Linked DNA regions of Homo sapiens: all the other regions are linked to region 3. Evidence: chromatin loops called from intact Hi-C (ENCODE). Cell type or tissue: heart right ventricle. All regions are shown on one strand. Each heading gives the region's core, and the rest is flanking DNA. Links, peaks and the distances in the headings are about the cores only.

Region 1 (4,322 bases), core at 136-4,135, 160 kb after region 3:
GTCCTAAATAAAGTATGTTTACTTTGTTAGCTTCTCTAATAAAATCTCAAATCCAGAATAATATCTTGGTCCATACATCAAGTCGGTGAAATAATACCATAGAATCAGAAAATAGAAAATGGTAACCAGTGCTCCATTAGGGAAGAATTCTACATTTGCGATCACAGAGTCGCTTCTAATTAATTGGTTTTGACTTTAGACATATTGTTTCACTCTTCTGGCCTCAGATTCTACATCTGGAAGATGAAGGGGTTATAGCTGATGGTCTCTGTACATTCCCCTCTAGCTTTCAAGTTCAGTAAGATAATGGGTCTTGAAGGTATATTTACAACCAGCCCATCCTTTCCTTCTTGGTCAATAATCCCCAGCTGTCATTCTCACCTGCTAGTTGTCCCTTAACTTCAATTTCCCACTCTTCCCTATAGGATCTTAGAAATACTAAAGGGAACATCTAATATTCACAATTCCTGGGCCTGAGCACCCCCTGGGCACACAGAGATAAACTGCTATAGCCCTGGAAGAAATCAGGGCTCTGGGAAGCCGGGGTCTAACTAAAGTTAGCACCAAATCCCTGAACTTCCCTGTGTGTACTATGAGACAAGAACTGTGGGACTTTCCTGACTTGGGCAGGAAAGGAGCTTGGAAGAATGAGAGGGACTGGGTGGCAAGCTCTATCATCAAACAGGCGCTGCAGGGGCTCTGCAGGGCTGTCCCCAGACAGGTACATTTGGAAGGGAGGGAGATGAGGTAGGGACTTGGCAGATGCCCAGTGGGTGTAAGTCAGTGGCCACACAGTGAGTGTACAGGGGCTAAAGGGCAGCCACTTGAAAAAATGTGCTGTTCAACTGAATAAGTTCACAAGGAACAATCCAAAGATTACTAAATATCAATTATTTGTGTTGCCTGAATTGTCCTCCAATCCCAATAAATATCATGCGTGCATTTCAACAGGGATTTTATCTTCGTGTATTTACCATTTTTGATGCTTTCTTTCATTTCTTTTACTGGTTTGTATACACACCTTCTGCGTTTGTAGGCCATATAACCATTATTTTAAGCCTTTTAGGATATGGCTGTCCTGTAGTGAGGCACTTTTTGTAGAGTATGTGCATGAGCCTGCGTATGTGTGTGGTGTGTGTGCGCTGCGTATGTTTGTGTCTGTGTGTGTATATGTGTGTGTGGTGTACGTAAGTGTCTTCATGTGTTTCCGTGTATGGTGTATGTGTTGCACGTGGTGATGTGTTGGGTGTGCACGTTTGTGTGTGCATATGTGTGGTATATGGTGTTTCTCTGGGTCTTTGCATGGTGTGTCTCTCTGTGTATTTGTGTTACATATGTTTGTGGCTCTGTGGGTGTTTATTGGGTTGTGTATGTGTGTAGTGTGTATGTTTGTGTGTGTTGTATGTGTGGTGTGTGTGTCTCTCTGTGTTTGTGTGTGGTGTGTATATTTGTATCTGTGTGTATGTGTGATGTGTCTCTCTGCGTGTGGTCTATTTGTGTGTGTATTTGTGCTGTGTATATTTGCAACTCTGTGGGTGTTTATGTGGGCTGTGCATGTGTGTAGTGTGCATGTTTGTGTCTGTGTGTGTGTGATGTATGTGTCTGTGTGTGCTGTGTCTATCTGTGTGTGTATTTGTGCTATGTATGTGTGTGGCTTTGTGGGTTGTATATGTGTATGAGTTAACTCCTGTGTGCAGACTGCAGCCCCTCAGGCCTAGACTCTGGGCTCTTCTCTCAGGCCTTAGCATCTATGCCAGGCAACTGAGATTTCTCAGGCACTCCTGGGAACTGTGCCTCATGTCCCAGAGAGCGTGTGGAAAGCACTCTCTGCGGCAGGTGTCTGACAGCCTGCAGGGTTGCTATGTGCCTAGGGTGTGGCACACAACCCCTCTGCGGAGGATGAGTGCCTGTGGTTATCAGCAGAGTCAGTGCACTGAAGAGGCCATTATCACGGGCACCGGAGTGCATGAATCATGGGGTATGTCATTTTCTATTTTAGGAAGAAAAAGAAAACATCTCGAGCGAATCAATCAATTCTCATTAGGCCCATTCATAGCCACATTGCCTGGTCCTCTTTCAGGGGCTGGAAGAAGTGGCCCACATCCAAATCCACCATTCAATCCGTAGGCCTTTGCCCCATATTCCGGCCCCATTTCCTTGCTTGATGTGTGCACACAGCTCTGCCTCATGCTGTGAGTGTGCATACCTCCTCCGTGTCCCTCAGTCAGCCTCCTGCCTCCTGACTTGGGTCGCACTCAGGAGGTAAAGACACTTTCTCTAGGCCACAGCATTCTAAGTTGGTGTAATTTTCTGTTTAAACTCATGATGAATGAACTCTAACATTCATTCAGTAGGTGTGGCCACATGCAGAGTTAGGCATTCAAGATGCAGGGAGGATTAGAAAAAATGGTAGTTAAGGGCATAGACTTTGATTAAGATAGAACCTGTTTACATTGCTTCTTCACCCCTTCCTCTGTGACCCGGGGCAGACAAGGTAACTTCCTGAAGGCTCTGCTTCCTCATTTGTGAAATGGGCACTTACCTAACTGTGGTGCTGTGAGGCCAATGACAGCTGAAAGTGCCAGCTGTGGTGTGGATGGTCACTCAACCTTCATTCCTGCCTCTTGCTGGGTGAAGTTGGAAAGCTGAGCACCATGATTCCAAGGCTCCTTTGCAGTCGGGGTTCTAGAAGCAAGCTGTCTTCTGCCAAGTAGAGGCACTCAGTGCAAGATGTGCAAAGCAGAAGCTGCACCCCTTTGTAGCCATTTTGCTGGCCAGCAAAGCTGGGGAAATAGGAGGTTTTTCTGCATCAGAGTTCCAGAGTCCATTCTCCAGCTTCTTGGGTATCGAGAGGCAGGAATTGTAGCAGAGGCAGCAGTCACTTCTGGATTCCAGCACAGCTCCAGAGGTGCCCTAGAGGTGGTGGTTAATTTCTATACTGCTTTGTGAGCCCCAGCCTAGAACCTGCTCCTTCAGCCCTTCTAACCGTTTTGCAAGCACATTATCCCTTGACTAAATCCCTTCCTACTCAATGTAAGTGAAGCAATTTCTGTTTCCTGCACTGAATCCTAACAGATAAAGCTATTATTATTTGTATACAGAAGAACAAGTTAAAGTAATAGCAGCTGCCACATATTGGTTATACCATAAGTCCAGATTTTTATAGATGGTATCTAATTTCATTCTCCCAGAAAAATCACACAGCCCCTGAAGGGTCTAATCAGAGTGTGAACCTAGGTTTCTCTGGCACCAAAGGCGGGGTGCCAAACCATTATACTCCTCTGTTCATGCTCTGGAAGAGCTCGCAGGTCAGGAAGGATGCATTCTGGTGAATAAATGGCTACAGTGCAGTGAGAGAGATGCTGAAAAAAACTGTGGGCCCAGGCCTATGGAGCCCAGATGAGAAAATGCCTAACTCTGCCTAGCCTCGGAAGTCCAAGATGGAGTGTGATTCCCACCTTGGCAAGGAATCATGACCTCCAGGCTCCTTAAGATGTTGGGGACCTCTGCCTTGAAGCTCCAATATCCTGTTTCTCAAGAAACCATGATTTAGGAACTCCACAGAAGGAAGAAAGAAAGGGAAAAAGGAGAGAGGGAGGGAGAAAGCGAAGCAGGGAGGGAGGGAGGGAGGGAGGGAGCCCTAGCCTGCAGCGGCATTTGGCTACCTGGGGGGCTGAACCCTTTGTATCCTATTCTCAGCTCTTTTACCCAGGCTTTCAGGTACCATGGTTTTCTCACACACCTGGCCTTGCATAGATTGTACCACTCCTCACCCTTTTCTAGCACCTGGAAAATGGGTTTGCCTTTATTTGGTGGTTCCTTTTAATGTCTATCTTTTCAGGAATTGAGATAATTTTTCCTCCACCCTAATTTAAAGGCTTATGAACATATGTAAAAGCTTAGGAGTACCAATGTGTTTCTGAAAGGTTTTTTGTTTGTTTGTTTGTTTGTTTGTTTGTTTGTTTTGAGAAGGAGTCTTGCTCTGTCACCCAGGCTGGAGTGCAGTGGCACGATCTCGGTTCAGTGCAACCTCTGCTTCCCGGGTTCAAGCAATTGCCTGCCTCAGCCTCCCGAGTTGCTGGGATTACAGGCGCCCACCACCATGCCCAACTAATTTCTGTATTTTTAGTAGAGACGGGGTTTCACCATCTTGGCCAGGCTAGTCTTGAACCCCTGACATCATGATCCACCTGCCTCGGGCTCCCAAAGTGCTGGGATTACAGGTTTGAGCCACCACGCCTGGCCTGAAAGGTCTTTTAATACTGAAAAAACAAACAAACAAACAAACCAAAAAAAAACCAAGACTTATTCAGCTGCATCTC
Region 2 (4,322 bases), core at 136-4,135, 200 kb after region 3:
TGGCAACCAAGGTTTCTGTCCACTTACAATTCCAGTTACATTTTGTTTGTTTGTTTTTGAGACAAGGTCTCACTGTGTCACCCAGGCTGGAATGCAGTGGTGCCATCATGGCTCACTGCAGACTCTACCTTCTGGGCTCAAGTAATTCTCCCACTTCAGCCTCTCTAGTAGCTGGGACTACAGGTGTGCACTATGACACCCAACTAATTTTTGCATTTTTTGTAGAAACAGGGTTTCGCTGTGTTGCCCAGGCTGCTCTTGAACTCCTGGGCTCAAGCAATCTGCCCATGTTGGCCTCCCAAAGTGCTGGGATTACAAGTGTGAGCCACCATGTCTGGCCACCTATTTGCAAATTTATGCAATTTTACCCTTTTGACATTCTGGGAAGAACTGAGCAAAAGAAAATGGACTTTGTTAGATCTTCATTAGGTATATGAAAGAATGTTTTGCCTCTCATAGGTGGGCTTGTGTCCTTTACTGTTTCTTTCACACACCCTTGCTCACAATCACTCTCCTGGAAGAAGGACCTCCCCTTGCCTCTTCAAATCTTACCAATCCATTGGCCAGGACCCAACCCAGGTCTCTTCCTATGAATCCAACTACTCAGGTATTCTCAATGATCTCCCATTTCCCTATCCTAAAAAAGGGCACTAATATACTCAAAGGTCCAGTAGCTAGGAGGGATGCTTTAGTACATAGAAAAAGAAGACACAACTCATAGCCATCAGGGAGCCTAGCGAAGGGACCAGACACCAAAAGCTTATTTTAATAAAGTGTTGGGATAAGAGATGTACATCAAAGTCAATGGGAACACAAAGACTTAGCACTTAATACAGAGCAGGTTAGGCCAGAGGGTAGCATAAAGTCAGGGAGTGTTTTATAATGGAGGCAATAGCTTTTGTTGCATTTTGAGATTAACTTGATATAGAGTAGCAGTGGGGTGGTTCCAGATAAAACTATCAAAAGCACAGACAGAGCGTGGGAAATCCAGAGAATACAGGTGGTTCAGTAAGCCATGGCCAGCCCACTGTCAGCTGGCTAATAATTAGGTGCTTCTTTTGACCAGTTTTAGTAAATTTTGTTTAGAGGAGAAGCTAGATGTTACAACAGTGGATAAAGAGGGCTCTCTGATGACAATATGCAATTGTGCTTCTCTATTTTCCCAAGTAAGTCAACTCCTTGGTCCCTGACTCAATCAAACAAAATTCTGATATCTGGTGAATCTACTCTTCTTAGAAAGCCATTTGGATTTTTTTTTTTTTTTTTTTTACTGTTACTTAAGCATGTCACTGGGGGATATCACTTCCCACCCTTAGCAGTTTATTAGAGGATCTCACAAGAAGCCCTGTCTGACAATTCTCTTCTCTATGACTTGCTAGATTTCATATGTTAGAAAGCCTTAGCAATTGGCTTACCTGAAGGGCCTACCCTTAAGCCAGTTTCAGGAGTGGTGGAAATATGGAACGCAAAACAGAAATGGCAAGAAATGTGGTTGAGTAGGATGTGGGTGGGAAACCAGATTATAAACACCTTTGAATGCCAGATTAAGGAGTTTGGGCTTGCTCCTGGGGACAGGGGAGTCCAAAAGAAGATTAAGCCATTGACACATAAACTGAACCATAGAGATGAAGAATTGCTTATCTCAAATTGTTTTAAGGTACAAACCAGTCTCTTCTACTGAACGATGCATACATTTTCTGAGGGCAAAATTCCTGCCTAATATTTTCTTGGTGTCCTCTTTTTTTTCTTTTCTTTTTAAAAATAGAGATAGGGTCTTGCTGTGTTGCTCAGGCTGGTCTCAAACTCCTGAACTCAAGCAACTTTCCCATCTTGGCCTCCCGAAGTGACCGGGATTGCAGGCATGAGTCACCATGCCCAGCCACTTGGTGTCCTCTTTGATTCCAGGCACATGTTTGAACAAATAGGAAGTTGTCAAAAATATGTTGATTGGTAGGTTTGAATGGCTACCAAGAGAGGCTGTATAGACCTTCAGAAAGAGATCTTGTGTCTCATATAGAATTAGATCGTTAAGCAGCAGAGAGTAGAGTCTGCATTTTTACCTAGGATCTGAGGCTCCTCTTCAATTCCTCCAGCCTATTCTAAATGGCTGTGTCTCTCAATTTGTCTCCCACTAGGAGGCAGCATCATTCCCTCTGCCCTCAGGACAAGGAGCTTTTTAAATAAACATACATAACACATATGTAATTATATGCACATTCCCCCAATATAAACAAGCACGTTAAGTTTTGACCTTGATTGACTAGAAAAAATGTTTCTTGGAGTCTTGGTCAATTAGCCTCAACCTAAAGACAGAGGGTTCTGGAACATACGACTCTGACCTCCAACTATCCCTGGAGGAGCTGCCTCCTATACCAATAAAAACTACTTTCTGAGAAGCATCTTCATGCATGATATTAATAGATTGATTTTGCAAGCAGGAATTGGCAAACATGATAGAACCCTATGGTAGGGAAAGAGCATTTGGACGATGTTGGATTGCCTTCCTGTTGAATTTTATGCAACCTTGGGTCCCTAGGGAGTTTCCCCAGAAAGCTGGTTCAGAGTGTGCCGGCTCTTGTGTCCCAGCCTGCTGTTTATTTCATGGTGGCTGCAGTAGAGCAGCATTTATGCTTATGTTAGCAGCTTAAAGCTTCTCGGAAAATTTGGAAAGTAATGTTACAGCAAATAGCCAAAGTATGCTCTAAGCATGTTTTTCTCAAGGCCTGGGTTTTCCATATTACCTCTGCCAGGAGTGACAGGAAAATCCAAGAAAAGCTCTTTAATTTGATCATCATCGTTGATATACTTGTTGTACATTGAGAATCTCAAGTTGTCCTGGGAAAGATTTGTCAATCAATTCAGCAGAACTTCTCAAAACTTGTTACATCAGAGGAGTTCAGGTTATTTCTGTGTCACAAGAGAGTACAGCCAAGGCCAAGAACATGGTCAGCCCCACTCAGACGTACAATTCTGTCAAAACAAAACCTTGGGCTGGCTTCCCACTTAAGCCTTTTAAAGAATAATTTGCTTTGATAGGCGATTGGTGCCAAGCCCAAAATTAGAAACTCCTATATGTGTGGGAGGCAGGGACCATGAAATGTTTTAGGAGGAAATTCAGCTTTTCCTCTTTTGGCCTTTGCTGAAGTCCCTCCAAGGTTTTCAAAGGGAAAGCCAACACCATTCCTTCAACGAACATGTGCTGAGCCTGAAATCTTGACAGGGCTGAGGACTGTCACAGTCTTGGAGTACAGCTTTGTCCATCACACCTGCTGCAAAGGGGCTTGCACTCCAGCTAAGAAGCATATGCAAGGTCAATTCTTTCAGCTTTCCATGTAACACATTCATAGGAATAGATAATAAAAATAAAGGAAATATTACTTTTGAGAAGGAAATAAACATGAAAACAAAACAAAGACACCAACCCTGATTTCTAAGAGCTTCCATTACAGCGGAAGAGTCACACATGTATAAGATAAATTACCATAACAGATAATTGCCACCCTTATAATATAGGTATTTTGTAAATTACTATGAGTCTGCAGAAGAAAGAGTTATTGAGAGGAGCTTAATTCTTTTCCTACAAAGATTTTGTAATACAAATGATGGAGAAAGCCTAGTGGAATCACCTACCAGGAAGATAGTGGCTTAGCTTCAGGCAGATCTTATTCATTTACTCTACAAATATTTATTGAACATCTATCATGTGTTGTTAGGATATTGGAATCCATCAATGAATCAAAGAGAAGAGGATCCCTGTTGTGATATTCTAGGAAAAAAATAAACTAAAAAACAAAATTGGCAATGACCAATTAAAGCATTCCTTCTTTGATAACAGGTAGAAATTAATTGGTTTTTGGTTGATGGGGATACTAAAAGCTGTAGAACATCATACCTTTTGATCCTGAAGTCTCACTAAATGACCATGTCAAGCAGTATGTTAGAATAATGACCCACCCCAATATCTACATACTGAAGACCACCATGCCACTTCAAGCTACCAATGAGATGTCTCTGAACATACAGTTGGGAAGAGATGCATATAATAAAACAACCACAGAAACACAAAACCCTGAATCTTAGAACCAAAGCAATATTCAGTAGGTAAGGTGTCAATATTGATAAGAAATGCAGTGTTGCTGGCTGGCTTTCAAAAGAGAGGAAGAAGGTCATAACCCAATGAGTGTGGGCAATCTTTAGAAGCTGAAAAATACAACGAAACAGATTCTAACCTAAAGCCTCCAAAAGAAATGCCATCCTGGCAACACCTTGATTTGAGCCAGTGAGATCCATGTTGGACTTCCAAACTATAGAACTGTAAGAGA
Region 3 (4,291 bases), core at 1-4,000:
GCAAGAAAAGCCACTGGGGGAAGAGAATGCAACAAAAGGAAGAGCTGTGAAGGGAGGAGAACAGAGTCTAGCAGTTATGCTGTCATTAGCGTCATCAGGCACAAGGGATTGCCTTTTACCTGAGGGAATAAAGACTTCTCACAACTCAAAACTGGACCCATTCAAATCTCATCTTGATAAAGAAAAGTGGGTACTTTACGTGCTCACCAAAGTGGTGCCACCATGTGGAAATAGCATGATAGAATTTATAATTAATTCATACAGGCTGAAATTATGCTCGCTTTGCCTCCTTCTCTCTCCGCAGCTTTCAAGAATTGGCTTCATTTCAAACTTTACATATAAAGTGAGACTTTTTAAATACTTAATAACATTTCAAATTTCCATAATTTAAATTTGTATAGAATTCAACTGCTATAGCATTTTTATAGCATTCAAATGCTTGGTACTTCCCTGACTTCTCATTTTATTACTCTTATTCTAGCCCAAACTTTCCTTTTCACCATGACCACCCTTGCACATGCAATTTAGCAGATACCATTCTTGGGTCTTTGCAAATTTCTTTTCCTTGCAAATCACAGCCAGTCATCCTACAGTCACATATTTACCATGTTATTCGATTCCCAGAATAAACCTACATCCACCCCCACACCGCACCAAGTATCCCCAAGGTGGCCTTCTCCAGAACTCTTACTGATTCCCTTGTTTTGGAACTCTTGGGCACTTACATTAAATCTGCTTTGTTAGTTTGCTCATACAGGTGACCCACTTTCTTTTATACTGCTGCTGAAATCATTTTCTTTCAGAAGGTTCTTCCTCACCCACTAAAGTACAGGCTCCTAAAGGGAAAAGACTTTGCCTTATCCAAGTTACCAAATTTCCTATGTATACTCCAGCTATGGATCATGGTTATGTTTAATAAAGCCTTCTTTGCTTCCAGAGTCTTCCCTAATCCTGTTTCTTCTAAATGTATTGCTGGACAGGTTGGAGGTTTTGTGAATCTCTCTGGGTGACAACAACAGTCCTGAACACTGAGTCACTGCCTTAGTAATGCACCCACTCTCTTCCTTGTTTTGGGGTATAATAAAATCCAGTAACTTGTTTCTGAAGTTGACTCTGTTATTGTTTTTAATCCTCACAAATGTTTCTATAAGGAGTCTCTAGAAAACTGAGACTCCAGCAGGTTGACTTGCCCAAGTCTCACAGTTGGTATGAGGCAACACAGGAATTTAAGTGCAGGTGTGTCTGACGCAAGTGTGACTGTGTCCTCTGGGCCACAGTGACTTTGCTAATGGCAATGGAGAAACAAGTTATCTCAAAATGAAAAAAATGAAATTGTGAAAGAAAGAAGAAAGACGGCTGGGCACTGTGGCTCACGCCTATAATCCCAGCACTTTGCGAGGCCAAGGCGGGCGGATCCCTTGAGGTCAGGAGTTCGAGACCAGCTTGGTCAACATGGTGAAACCCTGTCTCTACTAAATATACAAAAATTAGCTAGGTGTGGTGGCCCACACCTATAATCCCAGATACTTGGGAGGCTAAGGCAGGAGAATCACTTGAACCTGGGAGGCGGAGGTTGCAGTGAGCTGAGATTGCACTACTGCACCCTAGCCTGGGTGACAGAGTGAGACTATGTCTTAAAAAAAAAAGAAAAAAGAAAAGAAGGAAGGAAAGAAAGAAAGAAAGAAAGAAAGAAAGAAAGAAAGAAAGAAAGAAAGAAAGAAAGAAAAGAAAACAAGCCAGAAAGCCCAGGTAAAGCAAACAGCACAGTGTAAACACCCTAGACCTCCCTTAGGAGTGGGTTTATGCAACACTTTCTGTCCCCTACCCTGACCCCCATCTCCCCCGGGGGGTGAGAATCTGGCAGACTCTCAACTTCTGGCTGGGTCTTACATTTCTGGGCTCAGATCCAAAGCAAGAGCTGGGGATAAGACTTGTTTTTGACCAAGGCTTCTAAAGTTTGCCATTTCCCCTTTACTCTTGGTTCCTAGCCTTTTTTCAATTACTTTTCTTTGGGAGCCTTCCTTTTCTCTTTACCTCTCTTACACATTAATGGGAGGTGATGAAAAAGCACAAACACTTAGCTGCCTGTTTCCTGTAATGAGGCTTAATTCTATAACAATAAGCCTCTGGTAATCAAGTGATACCCCCCAACATAATAGCTTTCAAATATTCAGTGTAGGCAATAAGCCTGCATGTTATTAACTTACTAGATTTAAGATGTAACAGAAAGGTCCTCCCACTAAAGGCTACTCAAGAAAAAACTCAAAGCACTCAAGCTTTGGGGGAGTTTGTCATTCTCACAAAATTCCACAAGAGGGCACTAGGTTCACACCACCCCGGCCAAGCTTCTGATTCTCCAACCCCAGTAAACAAGTCTCCGGAGAACGGGTTTAAAAGAAGTGGAAGAGGAGAACGGACAGGAAAAATCCAGAAGCAGACTAAGAATTGCCCAAGCATCCAGAAAACATACCCTAGGGCTGTTTGTTTCCTGTTAAAATTTGGCGAGTCAATGTGAAATAAACAGGGATCCAAATTAACTAATGAGGTGGGAGGGGAGGGAGGAAGGGCTGTGGATCCCATTGAGGATTTCTTTGGGAATGGTACCAACTAAAGCACATACTCTGATCTAAATAATTTTTTGATCAGAATGCTAAATTCTCTAAATTTTTTAATTAGCTTCAATAATGTTCCAATCAATCTACAGAACAACGATCTGTACAGTGTAAATTGAGAATAAAGGACAAAATGTATCTAAAAAAACCCGATTCACAAAACAATGAAACTGGAGGCAGATTATCAGATGTGAAAAATGATCTCCAAAGAGTCCTTCAAAGAGAATCTTTCCTATGGTGTTGTTTTTTTCTGCTAATCTAGTTATTCACAAAGAAAATATATATTGAGTGTCTGCTATACAGAAGTCACTGGGTAAGCATACCCAGGATTGAGAGGTAAATGGTTGCTCCCTGTCCTCTGCACCTCCCTCAGTGAGGACTGTAGGAATTTCAGTATTTTAGAGATGGTGGCCCCGGAACAGATCACCCACAGACCAAAGCGACTAAAGGAAAGGGAACAGAAAAAGAACAGCACCTTGAAAGCTCATTAAGCTCTAAAATACTAACCAAACATGACTTCATCAAGTTACTATGAGTTATCTAAGCCTCAGTTCCTCATCTTTAAGATAGAATGATGTGAAGATCTAATTCTAGAATTGTATGGCTTTAATTTTCTCAATAGGACATTTTCCCCAGGTTGTTAACTAAGATGAACTTGATTCTTCCCAACTTTCCACGTAGTTTCCTGCTAGAGACATGATTCAGGGTAGAGCTCAAACAGACCCAAACCTTCCATCATAACACGCAGTTGGGGAAATGAAGTGTTCCTTGTATTTGACTGATTTCAGCACGCATCCTACAAAACTCAAATCAGGCTACAGATATGGCTGAGACGTGAATTTCCAATTTCCTGTCTTGAACTGAAGAATATCAAACAATCAAAAACTGTAAAGAACAATTCCTCCATTCTTAGTGCTAGTTATTGAACTGAAGTATAATGTAAATGTAGTCTTTCCTTCTCTAATTGTATAAAGTGAAATTTGAAAGCTTGGCCAACTACAGCTTTTCCCTAAATTATGGTTTAAGAATAATGCTATCAACTTCCAGAGCTATTTCTTTTCTTCTTCATTTTTATTATTATTATTTTGATTTGGTTTAAGATTCTACTATGGTCCATTCTTTTGGAAAGAACTGATGTTGGTTTATTACATAATAATAATTTTTAAAAGAATATTTTACAATTCTGGGTTGGGTTTCCAGGGTGTTCCCCAACCCTGAGTCTCAATTGTATCTCTTTAACATGATTTAAAGGTCTCACTGAATGCCTATTGAAATCATTCATACACAGGGAAAACTCCATTTCCTAAACAGAAAAGGTTTGGTCAATGTGAGCCCTACCCTAAATTTTGTGTCTAATGTGTATAAGGCAACCACACAGGCCCTGGGAAGGCACTCCAGATCCCCAGGTAAAGGACTTCATACTTGCAGAGTGAGAATGGATCCTTTAAAAGACAGAGAAAGGGCCGGGCACAGTGGCTCACGCCTGTAATCGCAGCACTTTGGGAGGCCGAGGCAGGCGGATCACAAGGTCAGGAGTTCAAGACAAGTCTGGCCAATATGGTGAAACCTCGTCTCTACTAAAAATACCAAAAAATTAGCTGGGTGTGGTGGCACACGCCTGTAATCCCAGCTCCTTGGGAGGCTGAGGCAGGAGAATTGCTTGAACCCGGGAGGCAGAG

Evidence for each region. Peaks named below come from ENCODE experiments on the same cell type or tissue, not always from the same donor. Only the 100,000 strongest peaks of a DNase experiment are listed, where the experiment ranks them.
Region 1: a loop joins it to region 3, with 2.5 times the contacts of the local background. A loop is called at or near these places in 6 of 110 quality-filtered maps.
Region 2: it touches region 3 in a loop (3-fold over the local background); 17 of 110 quality-filtered maps call a loop at or near these places.

Annotation. Positions count from the first base shown.
Region 1 is chr1:182,233,992-182,238,313 of GRCh38, reverse strand. All of the region lies in intron 2 of LINC01344 (long intergenic non-protein coding RNA 1344), which reads left to right. Among named protein-coding and RNA genes, the nearest start is that of LINC01344, 78 kb to the left of the region's middle. In heart right ventricle, for the core only: no CTCF peak of the experiment used is centred there; a DNase peak (open chromatin) is centred at 1,844; H3K27ac peaks cover 698 bases.
Region 2 is chr1:182,195,984-182,200,305 of GRCh38, reverse strand. No RefSeq gene overlaps it. Among named protein-coding and RNA genes, the nearest start is that of LINC01344, 120 kb to the left of the region's middle. In heart right ventricle, for the core only: a CTCF peak has its summit at 2,128 (motif pointing right); DNase peaks (open chromatin) are centred at 2,552 and 2,988; H3K27ac peaks cover 852 bases.
Region 3 is chr1:182,394,932-182,399,222 of GRCh38, reverse strand. It overlaps TEDDM1 (transmembrane epididymal protein 1), which reads left to right. Exons shown (of 1, transcript NM_172000.4): 1 at 1-1,106. Among named protein-coding and RNA genes, the nearest start is that of TEDDM1, 3.6 kb to the left of the region's middle. In heart right ventricle, for the core only: a CTCF peak has its summit at 2,310 (motif pointing right); a DNase peak (open chromatin) is centred at 2,332; H3K4me3 peaks cover 398 bases; H3K27ac peaks cover 1,375 bases.